Regions from separate parts of the Homo sapiens genome. Here region 1 is linked to region 2. Evidence: chromatin loops called from intact Hi-C (ENCODE). Cell type or tissue: B cell. All regions are shown on one strand. Links, peaks and the distances in the headings refer to the core of each region. The heading gives the core; the rest is flanking DNA.

Region 1 (2,817 bases), core at 147-2,646, 340 kb before region 2:
CTCAGGCCTGAGAGTAAGGAGAAAGGAAGGAAAAATTAATGAGTAACCAACCACTCTATTTCAGAGTCTGTTGTATGGGTGAGCTGGTGGTGATTGGCTTGCAAATGTGTTTTCCAGGAAAAAAAACTCTACAGGAGTGGTGGGAACAGGATGGGAGTGGGAGGGCACAGAGGGACCAACAGACCTTCCTTTTCTTTGCAGGTCTAGGTCTGAGGATGGCCCAGATGGTGAGCAATTGTGTGGCTATTTAGTCAAATCCCAACTAGCTCAGCAGATAACTGAACATCCCTGAGGGGCTTGGGAAATATATGTGTTTGTGAAGTGCTGTGAGAATTTACCCAGTGTAGCTCAATCTGCCTCAGACTGACTTCTGACATAAATGAATTTTAAGAAAGTAGGCGTTTTCCTTCTTGAAGAAGCATAAACTCATATTAGGTTAGAATCTCAGGAGTTTGTATTCAGTTGATGTCTAGGCACATCAGAGATGGAGAGGAGATAAATGTCTCTCCAGCAAAGCCGCTGGGTTTGCACACCTGTCCCCAATATCTACACTGGGCTTGACAGAGGGTTTATGTAGACTAGTCAGAAAGTTGTGCAGCAGATATTCAATACTGAAATCAACGAATGCACTTTATTACTCACTTGCCTACTATCCCTGGATGACAATAAGACCTAGATCTACAGTTTAAAGTTCAGAAATATATGATGCTTCTCGATGGTTATGATCTGAATAACAGAAGTGAAGCGTTAAGGTAAATATTGATGTTATTTAAGAATACTCAGTGAACTAACAGGTCTCTGATGACTGTGTAATTTATGCCTAGCCCCGTGAAGAATAGTACAAAATAATATGACATGTGCTCCCCTGCACTTGTTATGGAAGATGAGACACACCTATGAAAAGCTGAAGTAGCAACACAGAGCAGGATGCATACAAACATGTGAAATACACAGAGATTACTGTGAGCTAGGAAGACGAGAAAGGCATCAAAGAGTAAGCCATTTGGTACTGGTCCCTGAAGGTCTTGACTGCGTGCAGTGATCTTAAAAGTGGGGTGTGAGATGACATACACTAGGGTGCAAGAATAAAATAGTAGGACTTCTATTTATATTTTCTCATCTTTGTTATTTCTCTTTTGTATGTTTATTACACACATAATGTTAGAATTCTATACACGTATAAAACTTGTAAGTAAGTAAATATACATATATGGGGTATGTGCCCCCCAATTTTTTGATGTGCATGTGCCAGTTACAAAGTTATTTTCTTTCAGCTTCAAATTCACCCTTCATTTTCTGCTCTGGAAAAGTCAAGTTGGGACCTTTAAATATATTTCCTTTTACCACCCAGAACAATGTTAAGCTCTGTCAGCAGAGGGCACAGGAGAGGCATTGCAAGAGGAACGGGGTTTTTTTCTTCCTAGCTCTGGTGTCCTCCCCTGAGGCTTCTGCAGGGAGGCACACTTCCTCCAGCCCCCAGGAACCACTTTCCTGCAATATGGGCAGCAGCTTCAGTGCAAGGCTCCACAACACCCATGGCCTCTCCGGCACTCAGCCCCTGCAGCATATAGCAATCAGCAGCACCCAGTGGGCAGCAGCTTCCCCAGGAACCCCCTTGGCGAGACACCTTCCCATGAACAGCTTTTCCTAGCACCTAGATGGCAGATTTCCGGTAAGTTCTACTGGTGCAGTACCACATTGACTTCTCTGCCATTCAGTGAGTGATGGCTGTGCCCTCTCCAACAAGGTCTGTGTTTCAGCCTTGAGGGCAGGGAGGATCTCTTCCTTGAGTGCTCTGCTCCTCATATCTGCTAATCCTATAGTTTTTAGAGTTCATTGTACTTCTTGCTAGCCAATCCTTCATTAGTTCGATCCTCTGTTATAGTATTTATTTATATTAAGCTTTCCCTGTTTGAATTACTGGATGGTTTCTCTCCTGAATGGGTCCGGACTGATTCACTGCACTTCTATTCATAAAAAATTTTGAGCATGCACTGACTGCCAGTATATGTATATTTTCTTGTTTATCAATTATATTCATGTATTATTTGACTAGTTTTCATGAACACATTAAAAACATACACAAAATTTTACTAAGATAAAGATGAAATATTGTATATTTGAAATATTGTCTTTGAACTATCTTGATTGTAATGGCTTTATACTACAATTAGCAAATATCTGAAGTAACAATATGAACCAAATATGGTGAATCATTAATAGTAATGATTGAAATTTAAATTACATTTCAAATAATGATTTGATTGGAATTAAAAGAGGGTACCTGTGTCCATCTTTATGTTCACTTTGAGTAGACTTTATTTTATTTTTAAAATAACAAACTTCAGAGCACCACATTGCACACCTCTGGGGCATATGAATCCTCTTTGGACACAACTGATCTAAGCTACCCCCTTGTCTCCTTTCTGGTCCATCACCTATACTCCAGCCATAGTGATCCACATAAAAATCACATCACTCACTTGCTTAGAGCACTTCATTGGCTCACCATCAGTCTTATGATAAAGTATGAAACTTATCTATAGACAATTCTGAGTGGGCTTAGGCCATGGTGAATGTGATGGTCCAAATCCTGGCAGAACCAACATCTGTTTTTTTCTCTAGTCTTGTCACCTACCCTCGCTTGCCTCACAAACAGGCCTGAGGTAGGGAACATACACTGAGGGATGCTGCACCAGGGCTTTTCCTGTTGAAACCCAGGCCCTGAGGCTTGGACTTCCTTCCTTTAATCTGACATGTGACCCCTCCTCAGTTCTGAAAAGCTCCTAAGTAGATTGAGTAATTCCAGGTTCTACT
Region 2 (2,817 bases), core at 302-2,801:
TCTTAAAATTGTCTATAGTGTATCCCTGAGCATCCTGAAGATTTTAAATAAGTTGTCACAGCAGCTTCACCCAGAGGCTGTTTCATCAAACCACAAAGTGACACTCCCAGCCCCCAAGTGTCCTGTGGAGAGCAGAAAGATGGCAGCTGGAGAGCTCACCCAGCAGGAATCGTTGCCCGCATCTGCTGCACTCCTTAGAATTCCTGGAGAGAAACATACCATACTCCTGGCATGCTTCTGATGCAAAGGTGGGGATTCTAAGCTGCTATAGTTTTTTGGACTTCTTTCTACCTTAAAGGCAAGGAATCTCTGTTGTTAAGTTCATAAAGATCCACCCCCGGACCCCAACCCCGCAAAAAAAAAGAATATATTTTCAGGGGATATATTTCAGGGCATGTTATTCATACAGATGAAAAGAAAGGTGATTCCACCATGTAGCTTAAAAGGTATGTGATATTTCTGCGCAAATTGTCAAAAAAATATGATGTTACCCAAAACATTATTTATAAGAAGTGATGGCTGTGGAAATAATAATAATAATAATAATAATAATAATAATAAAGCCTAAGACATAATTTTGAGAAAATTGAAGGCTAAGGCTGAGAAATAAATTCTTACTGGGATTATGCTAGTGTATCGGAACTGCTTCTATGACTCTATGACTCCTGAAGCCTGAGAGCTTCAGGCAACAGAGGCCAGAGGCTCAGAACAACACTTGGGGACCTTTCTTTATGAAAGTGAAATCTACCTCCAGGGAGCCTCTTTCTCACCTCCCATTCACTCTCTATCTTTAGCAATCAGACTGTGGAATTCTGACTCACTGAGGTTACCTACAACATCCCAGTGGCCAAATCCAAAGGCCTCTTTTCCCATTGTTATGTTACTAGATTCTGTCCAGCATTTTTCATCATTGACACCTCTTTCCCCTGTCTTTGCTTGGGCTGATATAACAAATATACCATTGACTGGGTGATTTAAACAAGAAATTTATTTCACAAAGTTCTGGAGACTGCCAAGTCCAAGATCAGGGTATTGGCAGATCCAGTGTCTGGTGAGGGCCCCCTTCCTGGTTTGCAGATGTCTGTCTTCTTGTTTTATCCTCACAAAGGGGAGAGTAGAAAGAGAGGAAGCAAGCTCTTGTGCGTCTCTTCTTATAAAGGTACTAATCCCATCGATGAGGGCTCCACCCTCAGAACCTAATTATCTCCCCAAGGACCCACTCCAAATATCATCACAATGGAGATTAAGCTTCAACACATGAATTTGGTGGGAGCGCAAACATTCAGTCCACAGCAAAACCTAATCTCTCTCTCCACAGCTCCCATGTCTGTCCTGGTTCTCCTCCTCCCCTTATGCCTGGCTCCTTTCAGCCTTTTTCTTTGGTCTTCCCTTTTCTCTTTTTCCTCTAAAAATAGGCTTCTTTTGGGTTGCAACTCTCACCTTTATCTGCTACCTCCCAGACCACCCCATCCCAGGCTTGATTCTTAATTCCTGGACATCTGCAGCTGGATATCCCACAGGTAAATTGACAGGCACACATTAAATTCATCTTCAACCTCTCACACCCTCCTCAAATGTGCTACTGCTATGATATTCTCTTTTTTGGTCTTTGGAAATATTGTGCTTGGCAATGGCTTTGCTGAATGTACCCCCTGGTGGCCGAGAGAAGGAATCACTGCAGCCACACTTTACAAAAATTTTTCCACCCGGGGCTTCTTTGCATCATGAGGTCATTGTCAAAGAAGCCAGAACAAAGAGACCCCAACTGCTTTCATCCCTTCTTATGAAAATGAATTTTCATTCCCGACTCTCTCTATTATTCTGTGTCCTATGTGTCCGAAAATTTATAAAAATAAAAATAAAAAATAAAGGATTTGACTTTTCTCCTGATAAATCAAAATGGCAAAATGGCAAACTATAAAAGTTTCCCCACCTCATCTTCTGCCTGCTCTCCTCACCACTGTATTTTCCACATGGAACAAGATGTCACTTATATATGCCAATGGATGTCATGGACAAACAAGGAACAGGGAAAGCCCAGAACTTCTCAATGCTCATTGGCACTAGAACATAGTAGTATACTTGCTATTTTTCAGAGGTGGGATCTTGTGAATGAGACCACAATTTGGCACAGAAAGTAGTCATTGCCACTGAATTATTCACTCGAGATGAGAATTTATTCTGGTGACTGGAAATATTCCAGTGTTGCTTTGAGCAAAAGGAACAGTGACCACATCCCATGAAGCTCCATGTGATGGCTTTTTTGATATGTCAGCTTAGCTAGGTGACAATCCACAGTTATTAAATCAGACACTAATCTAATTGTTGCTGTAAAGAAATTTTGCAGCAGTAATTAAAATTCCTAATCATTTGACTCTAGGTAAAGAAGATCATCTTGAATAATCTGGGTGAACCTGACTTGATTAGTTTGAAGGCCCTTAAAAGCAGGGCTGAGGCTTCCCCAAAAGAGAGAAGAAATTCTGCCTGTGAGGAACAACTTCAGCCCATGCTGTGGATTCCGGTGTTTCTATGATTTTCCCTTTCTGAGCACCTGGCCTGTAGATTTACCTGCTTAGTCAGCCCCCACAATTGTGTAAGCCAATTCTGGTGTATCCGTTTGCTAGGGTTGCCATGACAAAGTACCACAAACTAGGTGGCTTAGAACAACAGAAATTTATTGTCTCATAGTTCTGGAGGCTAGAAGTCCAAGATCAACGTGTCAGCAGGGATGGCTCTGTCTGAGGGCTGTGACGAGGAGTCTGCCCCAAGCCTCTCCTCTAGCTTCTGGTGGTTTACTGACAGTCACTGGTGCCCCTT

Evidence for each region. Peaks named below come from ENCODE experiments on the same cell type or tissue, not always from the same donor. Only the 100,000 strongest peaks of a DNase experiment are listed, where the experiment ranks them.
Region 1: a loop joins it to region 2, with 8 times the contacts of the local background. A loop is called at or near these places in 15 of 110 quality-filtered maps.

Annotation. Positions count from the first base shown.
Region 1 is chr11:7,351,817-7,354,633 of GRCh38, forward strand. The region is part of intron 3 of SYT9 (synaptotagmin 9); the gene reads left to right. Among named protein-coding and RNA genes, the nearest start is that of SYT9, 100 kb to the left of the region's middle. In B cell, for the core only: CTCF peaks have their summits at 1,377 (motif pointing right) and 1,577; a DNase peak (open chromatin) is centred at 1,395.
Region 2 is chr11:7,686,783-7,689,599 of GRCh38, forward strand. It overlaps OVCH2 (ovochymase 2), which reads right to left. Exons shown (of 16, transcript NM_198185.7): 16 at 2,655-2,817. The region is part of intron 2 of LOC105376533 (a long non-coding RNA gene); the gene reads left to right. Among named protein-coding and RNA genes, the nearest start is that of CYB5R2, 15 kb to the left of the region's middle. In B cell, for the core only: CTCF peaks have their summits at 1,667 (motif pointing left) and 1,867; a DNase peak (open chromatin) is centred at 1,649.